Regions from separate parts of the Homo sapiens genome. Here region 1 is linked to region 2. Evidence: read pairs that join two places in POLR2A ChIA-PET (ENCODE). Cell type or tissue: IMR-90. All regions are shown on one strand. Each heading gives the region's core, and the rest is flanking DNA. Links, peaks and the distances in the headings are about the cores only.

Evidence for each region. Peaks named below come from ENCODE experiments on the same cell type or tissue, not always from the same donor. Only the 100,000 strongest peaks of a DNase experiment are listed, where the experiment ranks them.
Region 1: POLR2A ChIA-PET joins it to region 2 with 17 read pairs; 2 of 35 experiments call an interaction of 5 or more read pairs at or near these places.

The regions. Positions count from the first base shown.
Region 1 is chr6:140,314,281-140,322,757 of GRCh38, forward strand. No RefSeq gene overlaps it. Among named protein-coding and RNA genes, the nearest start is that of MIR3668, 110 kb to the left of the region's middle. In IMR-90, for the core only: no CTCF peak of the experiment used is centred there; a DNase peak (open chromatin) is centred at 5,141; H3K4me3 peaks cover 332 bases; H3K27ac peaks cover 150 bases.
Region 2 is chr6:139,952,848-139,961,324 of GRCh38, forward strand. No RefSeq gene overlaps it. Among named protein-coding and RNA genes, the nearest start is that of LINC02941, 19 kb to the right of the region's middle. RefSeq lists a silencer at 2,905-3,199. In IMR-90, for the core only: no CTCF peak of the experiment used is centred there; no DNase peak of the experiment used is centred there.

The DNA of each region.
Region 1 (8,477 bases), core at 142-8,141, 360 kb after region 2:
GAACTCCCTCACTATCATGAGAACAGCATGGGGGAAACCACCACCATGATCCAATCACCTCTCACCAGGTCCCTCCCTCAACATGTGGGGACTACAATTCGAGATGAGATTTGGGTGGGGACATAGAGGCAAACCATATCAGTGCATGTATGTATATGCATATGTGATACGTTTATATATCATTATATACTTGTGTGTGTACATATATGTATATATATAAAAAAATGTAGAGAGATATATAGCTATAGGTATAAGTGTGTGTGTGTGTGTGTGTGTGTGTGTGTGTGTGGAGAGAGGTAACCTGAGAAAAAGAGAGAAAGAAATTGAGAGAGGAAGGAAGCAGAATGGAAAGCTTATTGAATTTCAAAGCTAAATTCTTTATAAATGTAATACTTAATCATTAAATCAAAATCTGCAAATGTCAGTATTAAGTATATTATAACTATGACTTTTGAATAGAAAAAGATTTAAAAACTACAAGATTTATAATTCTTAAATGAAGAGATTCATATGCTTTACTGACTTCTGTTTTGTTTTGTTTTTTGACAGGGCCTCACTCTGTCACTCAGGCTGGAGTGAAGTGGTGCAATCACAGTTCACTGAAACCTTGAACTCCTGGGTACAAGGAATCCTCCTGTCTGGAACTACAGGCACGTACCACAACGCCTGACTTTTACTGCTTTTTATTTAAGATTTAATAACAGGAAAGATACCACAAAGAAACTTAAACTACAAAGAGAAAATACTTGTAATTCATGTCATTCCCAAGGAATTTGGAATAAAATATATAAAGATTCCTACTGATCAATTAGTGATAAACAACAATCTAATAATAAGAAGAAAAAACTAAATGAATGGGTGATTTATTAAAAAGGATACAAGAATAGAGAATGATATATGAAAAGATATCCATTAATGATCAGAGATATGTAGATTTTGGTAGTCTTAAAACTTTACAGCAACATTTTTGGACATTTCTTCCAACTAGATGGTGGATCTGTGTCCCCTCCTCTTGAATCTGAGTGGACCTTTCTGGCTTCAATCAATAAAAAGTATGACAAAATTGATGGTCTGTTGTTTCCAGGCCCAGGTCATAAAAGGCCAGGCAGATTCACTCTTGGCCACTCAAATGCTTGCTCTTGTAGTCCTGAGCAACAAGTCTGACCTCTCTGAGTTGCTGTGTTGATAAGAAGCTTATAGGTGCTCTGGTCTTTAAGCCTCAGCTATTGGTCATCCTTGGCTGTTCAAATCTTTCTTCCTGAGGGCATGGATGTTATGGTGGAGACACAATACATTCCTGATCCATGGGAAGAATGAACATAAAATAAAATGGTTATTATCATATGCCATTAAGTTTCAGTGTAGTTTGTTTTGTAGCAAAAAATAATGGAAACAGAGTTTGAAACAAGTAAATACTTTCTCACATCCTGTATATTGCCAAAAAATAAAACCTCTCACAATAACAGATGTCACCACAAAATGTCAACAAATGTAGAACTCTTATATGCTACAGGTGGAAATGTAAATCACTCCAATCTTTGGAGAACAATTCAATAATATTTTAAAAATTTAAGAAAGCTTTAACTCAACCTGACAATGGTATTCCCGGAATTGCACATGTATATAAGGAGAGATGGAGAAAACTGTACAATGCAGCATAGATTTTAATAGTCAAAATCTGGAAGCAGTCCATAGAGGAAATGTATAGATAAATTTGGCTCTAGTTATATAGTAAATATGTGTCTGGTATGCAGTAGGTACTCAATATTTATTGAATAAATGAATGGATTAATATAATGCACTAAAATGAATAGTCGATGTATTGGCATGGATGCTTCTTTAAAAGCATGTGCTATAAAATATGATTAGCATGATAACACATTTCTGAATTACCCCATACACTTTTAACTCTTTAATTTACAAATAAATGCAGTCTGATTTGGTGATATGATAGAGATTTATGAAAAGGCTTCCCATATTATAGGGTAGATTATTGGCAAAGACCCAGGTGTGCAAAGCAACAGCAGTTTGTGGCCCTGAGGCCTTCAGGTCATGGAGGCTCCATAGCATCTGCATCCTGTAGGTCTTGCATGGCCACTGGTGCATTTCACCAAGTGAAGAACTGGATCAGCTTTACATTTTACAAAGATCACTCTGGCAGAACAGTTTGCAAGATTATGTGCAAAATTAAATGTTAGGGGACAATCATAGAAATTGGTGTTAGACCAATATAGTCAGTGGTGATTGAGAGAAAGAGATCTGATTCCAGGGGTATTTAAGAGGTAGAATTGAGACAATGTGTGACCCAATGCATGTGGCAAGATCAGGAAGAGGGAGGAATCTGGAAAGACTACCTGACTCTGGATCTAAGTGAATACAGGTTGTGTTCATTGACTTAGCAGGATGCGAGGAAAGTGCAGGTTTTGGGATTAATAGATGATAAGCCTAGTTTTTAGATCTGCCAGGTTTGGGACACCTGTGGATCATTTAGGAGGTAATATGTGGTTTGCAGAGGAATCCAAGAAAACAAAAGTGTCTTCAGAGTGAGACAAGTAAATGGGAGTGGTATTTGGGGATGTCACTGTGTTGTAAAGTCTATAATGATGATGATTTTAAAGTGCCCATATAACTCATTCAGTGTGTTTTTAATAGAAAGCCTCACAATTTAATTCAAACCGATTTTCATTAAGGATCTGTTCTGTGCACACTCTGGAGCCCTGAGCCTTGGTAGAGCTAAGGCGCTGTGTCCCTACAGTTCTGTTTTCAAGATGTGTTCCATTATCTGTAGCACTAATAATGCATTATACTCCCTCTCACCTCTAGCACATTGTCACTTTTGCCCGACTGTGCCTCACCTTGGGCCCCACTGTGGTTGTCACCTCCCTATGACTCATTTTTCTCTGTCCTAAGAGCAGGTATGTTCCTCAGTAAGGACCGTGTCTTTGTCTCTGGCATAAACCCAGTGCTCACTAAGGTACCTTATAATAGGTATATAATAAATATTTGTTAAATAGTAAATATTGTTTTAAGACATAGACCATGTACACTGGGAACTTGTAATCAAATGTGAGCGTAGCACAGTTTGCTTGGAACTGTTCTCTGTTGCTTTATGCCTGCCGTGCATCCCTCTTCAGTTATATATAAATAACTAAGTCAGGACTATATGTTTTTCTTTTATGCCATTGGCCATCTCTCCTGTCATAGTGTTCAGGTAATGTTTACAGCATTCACTTGAGCAATATTTTAGGGTACTAACAAGATTAGCCATTTTGCACTCTGTCCATATTAACTATTCTGCAAACCTAATGATTTGTTTATTTAACTCAGTACTGATTTCCCCATTAGGGCCTATTAGCACCTCAAAATTGGCTATGTAAACCTGGTGAAACCTGATTATTATCAGCAATTAGTAATTTGATGGATCCTTTATATAAAATTTAAATGGAGAAGCAAAGCACCTGAAGTTAATGGCTTTATCTGGCTATGAATTTAGAAAGAGGGCAAAAGTTGGCAACATGATTTCTCAAATTCTTATGGTTGAAACAAGGCGTTGAGTTCACCGTTTCCATGCATTTTGAAGGACTTTAAGTAGATTATAGTTGAATTAAAAGGGCCTGCATTTATCTGAGCATGTAGAACTTGAATTTTAAAACCTCTAACAATTTTGTTCTAAATTTTTGTTTTATTGTTACAGCTAGGGATGGGTTGGCTCATTGACTTAATTTCTTTTTCTAATGTATGCTTCTGCGCTTCAGAAATAAATAGAGAGAAATGAGTGAGAGAAAGAAACAGAACAGTTGACTGATGACCTTTGAAATATATCAAAACGACAATCTATTTATAGCCACTGGGAAATGCTCATCTATTTGAAGGCACCTCACAGCCTCTTTATCCTATGTGGCCTTTTTAGGTGTTCCTTTTTAATCCTGATCTAAATAAAGTAAATGCTTCAGAGTATCAAATTTACAGTCCAGCTAAATGAGAAATCCATTAGCTTGGAAACTCCTAGAAGTTGCATTGCTGTGGCCATTGATTTCTCCTCTCTGGTATTAACCTTACCTTGTATCCATTGAACACACCCTCCTGGCAGTGGGTCCATTTACTCACCTATCATCATCTCATGAAGAGCCCCAGGTGGCCCCCTGTAGCATGTCACTTTGAAAAACTATTACTTTGATGGTGAAAGAGTCAGTGTGACATCAAAAGTATCCTGAAGATTCCTGTGCTTACCATTTTTATACCTAACAGAACTCCTGTAGTTACAGAACCTAAAACCAATGCAAAATGTGATCGATATTAGTAAACAGTACACCACTATCTTAGACATTTAAAGTTCGTACTAGGAAAGATCAAATCAAATAAACAAACAGGCAGTGGCTTGCCTTTTTTGCATAGGGCAGCCTGTCTGCAAAGTTTTATCTCACTAGGCTGCTATTTTTGAGGACCACCTGAAGCTGAGGAAAGCTCTTTCTTTGGTTAGGTGTGGAAATATCAAGTCGATTTGTTAAATTGAATATTTTTCATGTATTTGCTCATACTGATCTTAAAGATGTTTAGGTTTAACAGGCCCTAAAGAAACACAAATTAATAAAAGTGGAGTTATGAACTTTGGTGGACATACACTTTATCTTTAAAAATCAGGACACTTCAGAAAATGGAGCGTTTTTAAAAATAGTACCAGTGCAAAGAACATAAACCAGGACCATTGCCTGGAAAACTGAGACCTGTGGTCACCCTAATTATGAGAAGAGGACAATTAAAAATGGAATGCTAACAGAATCTATTAGGACTGAAGGACTAGGGTTTAGTTTGGCAAACCGATGTTTATTTGACAAATCTGATGAATAAATATGAAGGCAACCTCCTATATTAATGTGGAAGGTGAATAATTTGATTGGAGTTATTAAGACCATTAGAACTGATTGCTTTAACATTTGTTGTTATTCTGTTAGATTAAAAGATAAATCAATGTCAGCTTGTTACTGGGACCCTCCCAAGTAAATCAGTCAATGACTAACTTAGTGTGTGCTTTCTGTTTCCAGTCATTTTGGTTTCATTTTCACAGGCTGATTTTTGCCCTTGAATGTACGATTAGTTGTATTTACGTAGACTGTGCACCATGTCACTTCTGCCAAGATAGCTGTTGAAAATTTTCATTTAAAAATATGCAGTTACTTCCTTTGTGGAATTGAGACCTTGCACATCTTTAAACAACTTAGAAGAAATGTGTACATGATTTATAGAACAAGCAAACAAAGCATGACCTTTCCTGAACTGATTAACAGTGCAATTCTTCAGAATGGCAGTTTACTGTAGATTCACTCACATTGAACAATTTTATAAATGTGCATAAGAATAGGCTTTGCTACAAATGCAAAACATGAAAATATAGTTGGATTAAAATAAAATTTGAATCAAATGCTTATATTATACTGGCATGAGAAAGAATGCTCAAAGCACTTATCCTGAGCCCTGTTTTCTAGTTAAAAAAATAAAAAAAACACTTTATATGGAATTTAAGAATAGTATATAAGAAACCATTTTCAGTTTTAATATTTAAATATTTTTCATATTTAATTATAGATATTTCCACACATCATAAATTAATACCTGCCTTAAATGGAGTAGAATTCAATTAACTTAAAAACAATGAAAACTAAATGTAATAGGGAGATTTTTAAATTTTTTCAGAAATTTTGTTTATCTTCCTGTGACCCAGAGCCATGTGTGAACAGAAGAGGAGTATGATGAGAAGCCATTTGGAAATCTATTCTGGCCACTTTTGCAGTAACAGGAAGCACTTTGAAAGAGTATAAAATTACAGCTCTTTTTTATTTTCATCTTGCAATGACAGGCTTTTTCAAATCAAGTAAGATAGGTTTAGAATGATTGGATTATCACACATTTAAAAATAAAATGTGTGCCAGGATTCACACCTCCATAATAAAAGCCTTATACTTGGATGATGAGCTCATGAACCCAAAAATACCAGTTCATTTTTGTTGATATGGTGGTTGCTGATGGTGCTGTTTAAGTTCCTTCAGAGTAGGGATCATCTTTGTTTATCTCTAGCACCTGGTTCTGTGTGTTGAACAACAGTGCTGGGGAGTCTTTTTGAATGTAAATATATGAAATCAAAATGTTAATGTGACCCTCAAGTCAATAGAGTATTATTGTAGTTATATAATTTTGCTTGTTTCCTTTTCACTAAAAAGCAGAACTACGTGAGGTTCCTCTTTTCAAGGAAATTCTTCAGAAAACCATGTTAACTATGTTCTTCCCTACCCTTTCCCCCACACAATATTTAACTTACCACAGCTTCACATTCATTGGGACATTGAATAAATATTTCTGGTCAATAATCACAAACCAAGAACTTGAAAGTCAACTTGTTTCTCTTCCAGCACTGTACACAGTCCAATTTCCTTTAACGTGGAGCTAATTTGTAGGTTAGGTTTTGTTTCAGCAGTTCTTTCTCGAAAGAATCTTGACTTATTTACATGTAAGAGTATGTAAGGAAATGCTTGTAATGTGAAGGGAACTATTCCTAGAAAAAAATTGAGAAGTAGGACAAGTCTCTTTTTGTGTCCTCCCTGCACGTCCTCCCAGCACTTCCTTCTGTTTCCCAAGGAAGCCACTATTTCCTCATTGCCCAAGTTCCTTCCTATAACAGCAAGGAATGTAGGAAATGACATATTACAGTTTTCTAAGGGATGCTTTGTATTTTAAGCTAAACTATGGAATTGGCAATTTTAAACAATAGATACTACTTAACCATACATATGGATGACTTCCAAATGAAAACATGACTATCTTTAAAAAAAAAAAAAAACCTTTTTAGACAAATAGACAAGCTGACCTTTGAAGAAGCCTCAGTTAACGTGATCATCTTTTATTTAAAACCCTCCACAATGACCCTCTGAGATAAGAAAGCTAAGGTCAAGCCAAGGCCATATTTTAAATTTTCATTTTTAACCTAAGTCTGTTAAAGCAAAATGATATTTACAAACAGATCCAATTTTGTTTCAATATTCATATGTGAGAAAAATTTATCTTGTAAAATAATTCAATCCAGTTTTTCCCTGGATGAGTGGGAAGAGGGATGCTGTGGATTTTTGCAAAGTAATAAGGCCAGGGCTTGGAAGAAAAAGTTGGAGCTGCTGCAGCAGGTAGAGAGGAGATTTTTCTTCCTCTCTTGATTCTATGATATTGCTACTGACCAGCTTTCCCTAATTCCAATATCCTTGAATGAGAAGCCATGAAAGCCAGTTGTCTCTCTTTATCTCATCTAGCACATGGCCTAGTTGATTTTCTTAAAATCTCACATAGCAGAATGTATTGTCATGGAATCAATGCAACTGGGAAATAGTATGTTTCTAATAAAGAAAAAAAAACCTTTTTTAAAAAACACAGACTGAGAATCATTCCATACTTGTATGGCACAAAGCCATTTACTAAGAGAGAAGAACTCCAATAAGTAAGACAAAAATAGTGAGTGGTAAGCCTTTTAAATTCACTCTGCCCAAAAATACTTCAAATAACTAAATACAAAGAAAATCCCTAAGAAGGCAAATCCAAATAAGAGGGAGAAAAATCTCTTTCATGTCAGACAACACACCACCCAAAATCACCAGAGGAAAACAATCAAGCCCTCTGTCCTTGATAACAATAACATACTGACTTTAAACAGTGCTAAACTCAGAAAAGAATGTGCAAGGTTTATTCCTATAAGAACAGAGAGGATTCGTCTTTCTTCATTTGTCTGACTCTTTGATATTTTTCTGATGTGTCTCTTGTGAAATTTCTTTTTCTTAGAAACTTTGAATGTTAACTTCCTTTTTTATGTGAAATGACTGTAATAAAATGTGCAGAATTGATCGCTTAGAAGATTGATGTTCTTAAAACTGATATCTTCTCTGTGACTATATGGTATGCTAACAAAAAAAAAAAGAAAAGAAATAGAAAAGCATGCTTCTCTACTAATGGTACACTGACCTTTATCAGGAACTATTTCCCAGGATAATTACAGAATTTTAAAAAGATGATTTGTTATATTTTCTCCTCTTAGTTATGATATCTTATTTTCTCTTACTTTTTCTTGGAAAAGATGCAAATAAGTTGAATGCCCATTTGCTATAAGAATTAAGAGGTGGTTTTTATAAAGTTCTTTTGCCAGTAAGGATCAGCTAGGTTACACTACAGTAACTAACTACCCTCATTTCTCAATGGCTGAACAGAGCAAAATGTTACTTCTTCCTAAACTTTCATGTCCCGCAAGGGTCAGCTGAGGAACTCTCTTGCACAAGGTCAATCATTGATTCAGGCTGACAAAAACTCTACCATCTTGAAATTGAGGTATACGGAATAGATGTCTTTCTCAGTCTGTGTAGCAGAATAAGAGAGGAAGGGAAAGCATTGCTTCCACAATTACTCGTTTGGACTGGTAATGACATGCATCATTACTACCTAAAGCCCAT
Region 2 (8,477 bases), core at 125-8,124:
ATTCAAATTGATTGATGGTGTGTTCAGGTCAACTACATTCTTACTGATTTTCTGCCTGCTTGATCTATCAATTACTGACAGAAGGTTGTTGAAGTCTCCAAATATGATAGTGGCCTTGTCTATTTTTCCTTTCAGTCCCATCAGTTTTTTCCTCACATACTTTGATGCTTTACTTTTAGCTGCATAGACATTTAGTATTCCTGTGTTTTCTTGGGGGAATTGACCCCTTTATCATTATGTAATGTCCCTCTTTATCCCTGATTATTTTTCTTGTTTTGAAATACGCTTTGTCTAAAAGGTTACTTTCAATTAGTGTTAGGATGGTATGCCTTCTATCTCTTTACCTTTAACCTATCTGACTATATTTCAAATGGGTTTCTTGTAGACAATATATAACTGGGTTGTATTAGTCTGTTCTTGTGTCACTATAAACACCTGAGGCTGAGTAATTTTTAAAGGGAAGGGGTTTAATTGGCTCCTAGTTCTGCAGGCTGTACAGGAAGAATGTAGCACTGGCATCTACTCCTCGTAAGGGCCTCAGGTGCATCACAAGGTGAGAACGGGAGTAGGAGAGAGGGGAGGAGGTGCCAAAGACATTTAAATAACCAGATCTCATGTGGACTCAGAGCCAGAACTCACTCATCACCAAAACGATGGCATTAAGCCATTCACGAGGGATCTGCCTCCATGATCCTGTCACTTCCCACTGGGCCCCACCTCTAACATCGTGAAGCACATTTCAACATGAGATTTGGAGGGTACAAACATTCAAGCTATATCATAGGTCTTGATTTTTTCAATGTCTCTGACAATCTCTTTGTTTTAACTGGCATATTTAGAATATTCACATTTAATGTGATTATATATATATATATATATATATTTATTTATTGAGACGATGTCTCACTCTGTTGCCCAAGCTGGGGTGCAGTGGTGCTATCTGGGCTCACTGCAACCTCCACCTCCCGGGTTCAAGCGATTCTCCTGCCTCTGCCTTCCGAGTAGCTGGGACTACAGGCATGCACCACCATGTCTGGCTAATTTTTGTATTTTTAGTAGAGATGGTGTTTCACTATCTTGGCCAGGCTGGTCTTGAACTCCTGCCCTCGTGATCCATCCGCCTCGGCCTCCCGAAGTGCTGGGATTACAGGTGTGAGCCACCGCGCCCGGCCGATATATTTTTATTATATAAGTGATGTTTGTAACTATTCTCTATCTGTGGCCAGAAGGTTTTTTTTTTTTTTAATCTTCTCTGATTTTAACTGACATATAGAATGATTCCATTATGTCTCCTCTTTCAGTGGAACAATTATAATTTTTTCCAAAAAACATTAGTGGTTCCTCTGGAGTTTACAATATACATCTTTAACTAATGTAAATTTATTTTCAAGTAACACTATACCTTTTCATCTGTGGAACAAGTACCTTATAAAAGAGTATTTCCAATTATTGCCTTCTGTCCCTTGCAGCATTGTCGTCTTTTGTTTTACTTATTCACATTATATAATCACTAATGCAGTGGTACCATTATTGATTTAAACAGTTATCTTTCAGATTAATTAAAATAAGAAAAGTAAATAATATATTTTAGTCTACTTTTATTTATTCCTTTTCCAGTGTTTTTTCTTTCTTTATGTACATCCAAATTTCTAACTACATAATTTCCTTTTGTTTCAAGAATTTCCTTTTAAGTTTCTTTCAGGGCAGGTCTGCTGGTAACAAATTCCCTCAGATTTTTGTTTATCTGAGAGTATTTTTATTTTTCCTTTACATATGAAGGATAATTTTGCTGAATATAGAATTCTAGGTTGGTGTTTTTTTCTTTCAACATTTACAATGTTTTACTTTACCCTCCTCTTGCTTTGATGGTTTTTGTAAAGAAGTTCACTATAATTCTTGTATCCATGTAGGTGAGGTTCCTCACTCACCATCTGGGTTCTTCATGATTTTTTTTTTTGGCTTTAAATATGATGTCTCTAGGTGTGAGGTTTTATTGTTGTTGTTATTGTTACTTATCCTGCTTGTTGTTCTCTCAGCTTCCTTAATTTGTGGTTTTATGTCTGTCATTAGTTTTGGAAAATTCTTGGCCAACATTACTTCAAATACTTATTCTGCTTTTTTCTTTTTTAAATATATTCCAGTTAAAAATGTTTCACTTTTTCATATATTCTCATAGTTCTTGCATTTTTTTCTGATTGTTTTCCTTCATTCTTTTTCTCTTTGCGTTACAATTTGGGAAGGTTATTTTGACCTATCATCAAGCTCATTGATTCTTTCTTAAACCATGTCAAATCAACTGATGAGCTTATCAGACATATTCTTTATTTTTATTACAGTGTTTTCATTCTTACATTTCTTTTTGAATTTTCATTACTCATCTAGTCTTGCAAGATCTTCTGGAGCCCTTAACATATTAATTCTAGTTATTTTAAATTCCCTGTCTAATAATTTCAACATCTGTGTGTCACATTTGAGTCTAGTTCTGATGCTTGTTTTGTCTCTTCAGAATTTTTTTTCTTGTCTTCTGGGGCACCTTGCAATTTATTTTGAAAACCAGACATTTTATATTGGGTAATAATAAAAGAAATGTATGGATTTATGTTATGTATGAGAAATTGGGCTGTGCTTAATGTTTGCTATAGCTGTTGTTGCCAGAGTTTCAAATTATCGTAGTATGCTTGTTTTAGTCTCCTGTTGACTTTGGACTGTCCTAAGTACTCCCCATCAGAGAAAGTTTGTGTCTTACAACTCTTCCAGCCTTAATCTGCTGTTATCATACTGAGGCCTTGTTAGTGTGATGGTAAGGTGGAACATTTGATTACCTTAAGGTTAAGTCTCAGTCTTTTAGAATGCTTGTGTCTTGGTGCTGTGATATTCACAAATGTTTCCCCAGTGGTATATCTGCCCTCTCCCCCTGACATCACCTGCTTACTTTTCTGGCTATAGCATTCCCAGTCTATTTGTTTGAAGCCCTCACCCCTGTTAACTATGTTTTTTACCCCCTTAGGTGAGCCAGAAAGACTGACGAGAACTGGAGTGGGAGGAATTCCCTTCCCTAAGCAAACATAAAGCTCTGGGCTCTGGAAATGTTCCAGGTAAACAGATCTCAGCTGTGCTTTTCTGTATGTACCTATTGCCCCAGATTTTGAGGTGATCCCTGTTTGCCCTGCAATCTCAGTTCTCCAATGATCAAAGGTCATTTATTTTCAGTATTTTCAGCTTATTTTTTGTAATAATGTAAGTGACAACATCCAGTCTGTTTGTGTGTCAGAGCTGGGGCTGGAAGTCCACAGATTCAGAGTAGCCTTATTCATAATTTTCAAACATGGAAACAGCCAAAATATCCCTTCACATTTGAGCAGATAAACAAGTCTTGGTAATTCCATTGAATGGAATATTACCCAGCAATAAAACATCCAACAACATTTTTATAAGTGAAAGGAATCAGACACAAAAAAGTATACTGTGTATGATTTTATTTGCATACAATTCAAGAACAGACAAAAATAATTTATTGTGATAGAAAGCAGATCAGTGGATATCTGGGGCAAAGAATAGCAGAACTGATTGCAAAGGTGCAGTAGGGAACTTCTTGAAGCAATGAAAAATCTTGATTGTGGTCACGTTTATATGTATATAGATATTTGTTAACATTTTCAAACTGTACACATATAGTTGATACACTTTATGTTATATAAATAATACCTTAATAAAGTTGATTTTAATTTTTGAAAATGTAACTAAAAATGGTGCTTTTGACCGGGCGTGGTAATCCTAGCCATTTGGGAGGCCGAGGCGGGAGGATTGCCTGAACTCAGGAGTTCGAAACCAGCCTGGGCAACACCGTGAAACTCCATCTCTACTAAAAATATTTAAAAAACAATTAGTTGGGCATGGCAGCATGTGCCTGTAGTCACAGCTACTCAGGAGGCTGAGGCAGGAGAATCGCTTGAACCCAGGAGGCAGAGGTTGCAGTGAGCCTAGATCGTGCCACCGCACTCCAGCCTAGGCAACAGAGTGAGACTCCGTCTCCAAAGGAAAAAAAAAAAAAAAGGTGCTTTTATACGGTAACAGTAAACAATTTGAAAATAATATTTTAAAATTTATTGCTCACAGTATCTTCTAAAACACACCAAATATCTAGGAATAAATTTTACTGAAGGAGTGAAATAGTTCTACATTAAAATCTATAAAACTAAAGTGCCTTAATAAATGGAGGGGTATTCTATATTCAGAAATTGGATGGCTTCCTATTGTAAAGATAACAATTCTCTCCAAATGCATCTATAGACTCACTACAGCTCCAATAAAAATCTTAGCAGGTAATTTTGGAGGAGTTGAGAAATGTATTATAAAATTCACAATAAAATGCAAAGAGGAAAAGAAGAGTAGCTTAGTCTTGAGGAAGAGTAAGATGAAAGTTAGAGAGCTTACATGACTTGATATCAAGCTTTATAGAGTTAAAATACTCAGTACAGTGTGGTGTGGAATTGATCAAAGAAAAAGACTTCCACATAGTTACCTAATGTATAACAAACTTTCCATGGCAATACAATGCAAAAAAGGATGTTCTTTTAAATAAGAGGTGTAGTTATCAACTAGATATCTACATAGGGAAATATTTCATACCCTAAAATTACTTCCATACCAGTTGTAGATCTATTTGTTTACATAAATCAATAGAACTCCTAGAAGAAAAATTTTTTTAAAAACCCTCTTAATTTAGGATGAGGCAATGAGTTTCAATTGAGGACAAAAAGGACCCCCCTGAAACATTATGAAGGAAATATTGAGCAGTAGAAGTGTATCCAAACAAATCATTAGGAATATGAAAAGGTAAACCACAAAGAATCTATTTGCAATAGATATTTCCAATAAAGCACTTGCATACAGAACATATTAAGAAATTTAAAATAACAAAGATTAAAAAATCAGACAACTTAATTAAGAATCACCAAAAAATTCAAGAAGTGTTTTACATAAAAGGACAACCTGTTGACCAAGAAGCATATAAATAGCTCTTCAACATCATCAGTCATCAGAGAAATGCAAATAATAACCATTCTGAGAATCCAATACCTACTCTTTGGAACAACTAAAATTTAACAAAGAAACAAAAGCCCTGGCAATACCAAATATAAGCAAACACATAGAGAAATTGAAACTCTAATACATGATTGGAGTTTAAATTGGTACAACTACTTTGGATAACTCCTTGAAATTATTTACTAAGGTAAATTATAATTATATCCTACAACTTAGCATTTTCACTTCTCAATATATTTCTAACATAAATGTGTCCATATGTACAGAAAAATATATGTACAATGATGTTGATGGCTATTTTATTGCTAATAGCTGAAAACTGGGCTTAGCAAAAATATCCACTTAGCAGTTGAGTGAGTGAAAATTTTTGGTATAGTCACACAATGGGAATATGCTACATGGATTTATCTCAATGGATAATATGGTACAAATGAAGTCAGTCACACAAAAATGCATATTGTGTGATTTCATTCACATAAAGATTAAAAGCAGACCTAAATCTTTGTGATAAACATCAGAATAGTGGTTACTTCTTAGGAAGGCAGAATGAGGGAGATTTCTTTGATTCTGGTAATATTCTATTGCTTCATTTAGGTGTTGGTTACAGTGAGATATTCACTTAATAAAAATTTCTCAGGTTGTGCATTTAAGATTTATATACTTATATTTCAATTAAAAAGTTTACAAAAATATAATTTCCAAGATAGATATATGCACAAAATGTTAAGGGGGATAAAGAATCTAAGAGTCGGGTAGGAGAAGAGAGAGGGGCTTGAGAATGAGATTATTGATGTGGGCAGAAATCCAAAGAAATCATCCTAAAGACTTCTACTAACATTGATTTCCTGTGTAGAAGAGTCATTTAAAAATCCTTACACAGAACAGGATGAATAAAATTGGAAATTATTATTTTGTTATCATAGAAAGTTGATATTTTCAGAGAGCTGCCAGCAATGATTTTTTTCTGCATGATCTTGGGCATCCATAGTAGTCCAGAACTTGTGAATAATATTTTTGAGAAATGCCTTTATGGGTCTACCAAAAGCTGTACATTTAACTCCCATCCATTGACTTAATCTAACCAAACTTCTTTATTGCTACATCCTTGCCTTTTTCCAACATGAAAAGATTCAGTGTAGTTCCCAGCTTTGAGATTTGAGTACGTGCCTTTCAAATTAAAGGCATAATATTTCGTCTAAGTCTTCTTTCCTTTCTAAGGAAAACAGTATAATTAGATCAATACCAATGTTACCACTTATTTACAACATGTTTACCTCCAAAGTCCAGCTTGATTTCTTTCTCTTCCATATGTTTTCCTCTTGACTACTGCAACTCATTTAAAAACAGAGTGTGAGAAACTAAGTCTCTATGGAGTATTCGAGTTCATAATGTTGAGATGTTAACAGATCTCCATCTTCTTTAAACTTCTACGGCACTTAAGATTTTTACTTTATGAATTAGCATTTACTTCTTATATATTTCAGGGTACTTAATTTTGATTGTGTTAAAAAATAACCAGAATATCTCAGTGCCTTCACACAAAATTGTCTTTCTCACTCATGTCACAGTTTAATGCAAATCTAGGACTTTCCTTCAAAGAACTCCTAACCACACCGGGCGCGGTGGCTCACGCCTGTAATCCCAGCACTTTGGGAGGCCGAGGCGGACAGATCACCTGAGGTCAGGAGTTCCAGACCAGCCTGGCCAACATGGTGAAACCCCGTCTCCACTTAAAATACAAAAATTAGCCGGGCGTGATGGCTGGCACCTGTAATCCCAGCTGCTTGGGAGGCTGAGGCAGGAGAATCACTTGGACCTGGGAGGCGGAGGTTGCAGTGAGCCGAGATAGCGCCATTGCACTCCAGCCTGGGCAACAAGAGTGAAACTCCATCTCAAAAAAAAAAAAACCAAAAAACAAACAAAAACACTTTGGGAGGCCCAGGCGGGCAGATCACGAGGTCAGGAGATCAAGACCATCCTGGCTAACACGGTGAAATCGCGTCTCTACTAAAAATACAAAAAATTAGCCGGGCGTGGTGGCGGGCACCTGTACTCCCAGCTACTCGGGAGGCTGAGGCAGGAGAACGGCATGAACCCGGGAGGCGAAGCTTGCAGTGAGCCGAGATCAAGCCACTGCACTCCAGCCTGGGCGACAGAGAGAGACTCCATCTCAAAAAAAAAAAAACCTCCTAACAGTCACAACTTATAACAAAAGAGTATGTTTTATTTTCCCATGTGAGCCTATTTTCATTTCACCTTTTACAAAATGGCTGCACATATGATATGAATAATATATGAATGTATCTTTATCTGTTCCTTTCCTCTCCTCCTGCGTCTTTTCTCTCACAGTCCTTTAAGCTACCATCCTTCCTTTAAATTATACTTACTTTCTACAAGTTTTTTTTTTCAAATTCAAGTTTTTCGTGATCAATTATTTTTAAAGACCTCTTAGTGGTACAGATGAATGTAAACAAAATACATTTATTTAAACAACAGACAGGAGATAATTAGCTACTGTGTACAGGTGGTAATGACAGACTTTTGGAAGAATATAGCAAATAGCAGTTTGTGGAAATTAGTTTTCTTTCAGCTAGAATGATTTGACAATCTTTGCCAGAACATGCAAAAATTTTATGAGAGCTAAGTGAAATACTAGCCAATTCTTGCATATTTGCATATCTGACAGCTCCTATTTTCAGATTTTATTGATGAAATTAAGTACACTAAACAATAAAGTACTTTGGATTTTTTTTCTTTCTAATTTTCACTTGACTTTTTTTTTCTCTCAAAGCTCCAGCAACGAGTAAGGAAAGCATTTGTTATAATTCTGAGAAAGTATGAAAGTAGGGCTCAACCAGGCTGGTGCTCTATTACCATATGTCTTGGAGGTCCACCTGTCTCTAGAATACTCATGGACAAGGAAGATTCTGAACAATGGAATAAAATGGGTAATGTGGAACATTTGTTTTTCCTTAGTCAGACTGCCTCAGGGTGCTTGCATTATTCAGGGTGTGAATTTCTGTTACTTCTCACAGTATTTATGTATCAGTGTTTAGGTATAGTTACCCAAAACATTTCAAAGGCAAATGAGAATTACTTCGAAGGAATTGTGCATTAGCCCCACCAATCTATGCTCCATTAATTCAATTGCTTTGTATGAGGGTCTGTGTATTGTAAACCAAACTCCAGTTTCAGATTTTCCTGAAGGAATGCAATCTGTCAAAAATCCTGTTTGTGTTTTACCCAAGGTCAAGAACATGATCTCAAGAGAAGGTATTACAAACAACTGGGGCAGTAATAATGACCTCATGTTATTTTTTTAAACCTAATAAAATCTTATAGATTAATAAAGATTCACAGCTTTCGTGGCATTTCCACGTCCATTTTTTAAAAAATTATATAGAAAAGGAAACAGATTTGTAAACACTAAG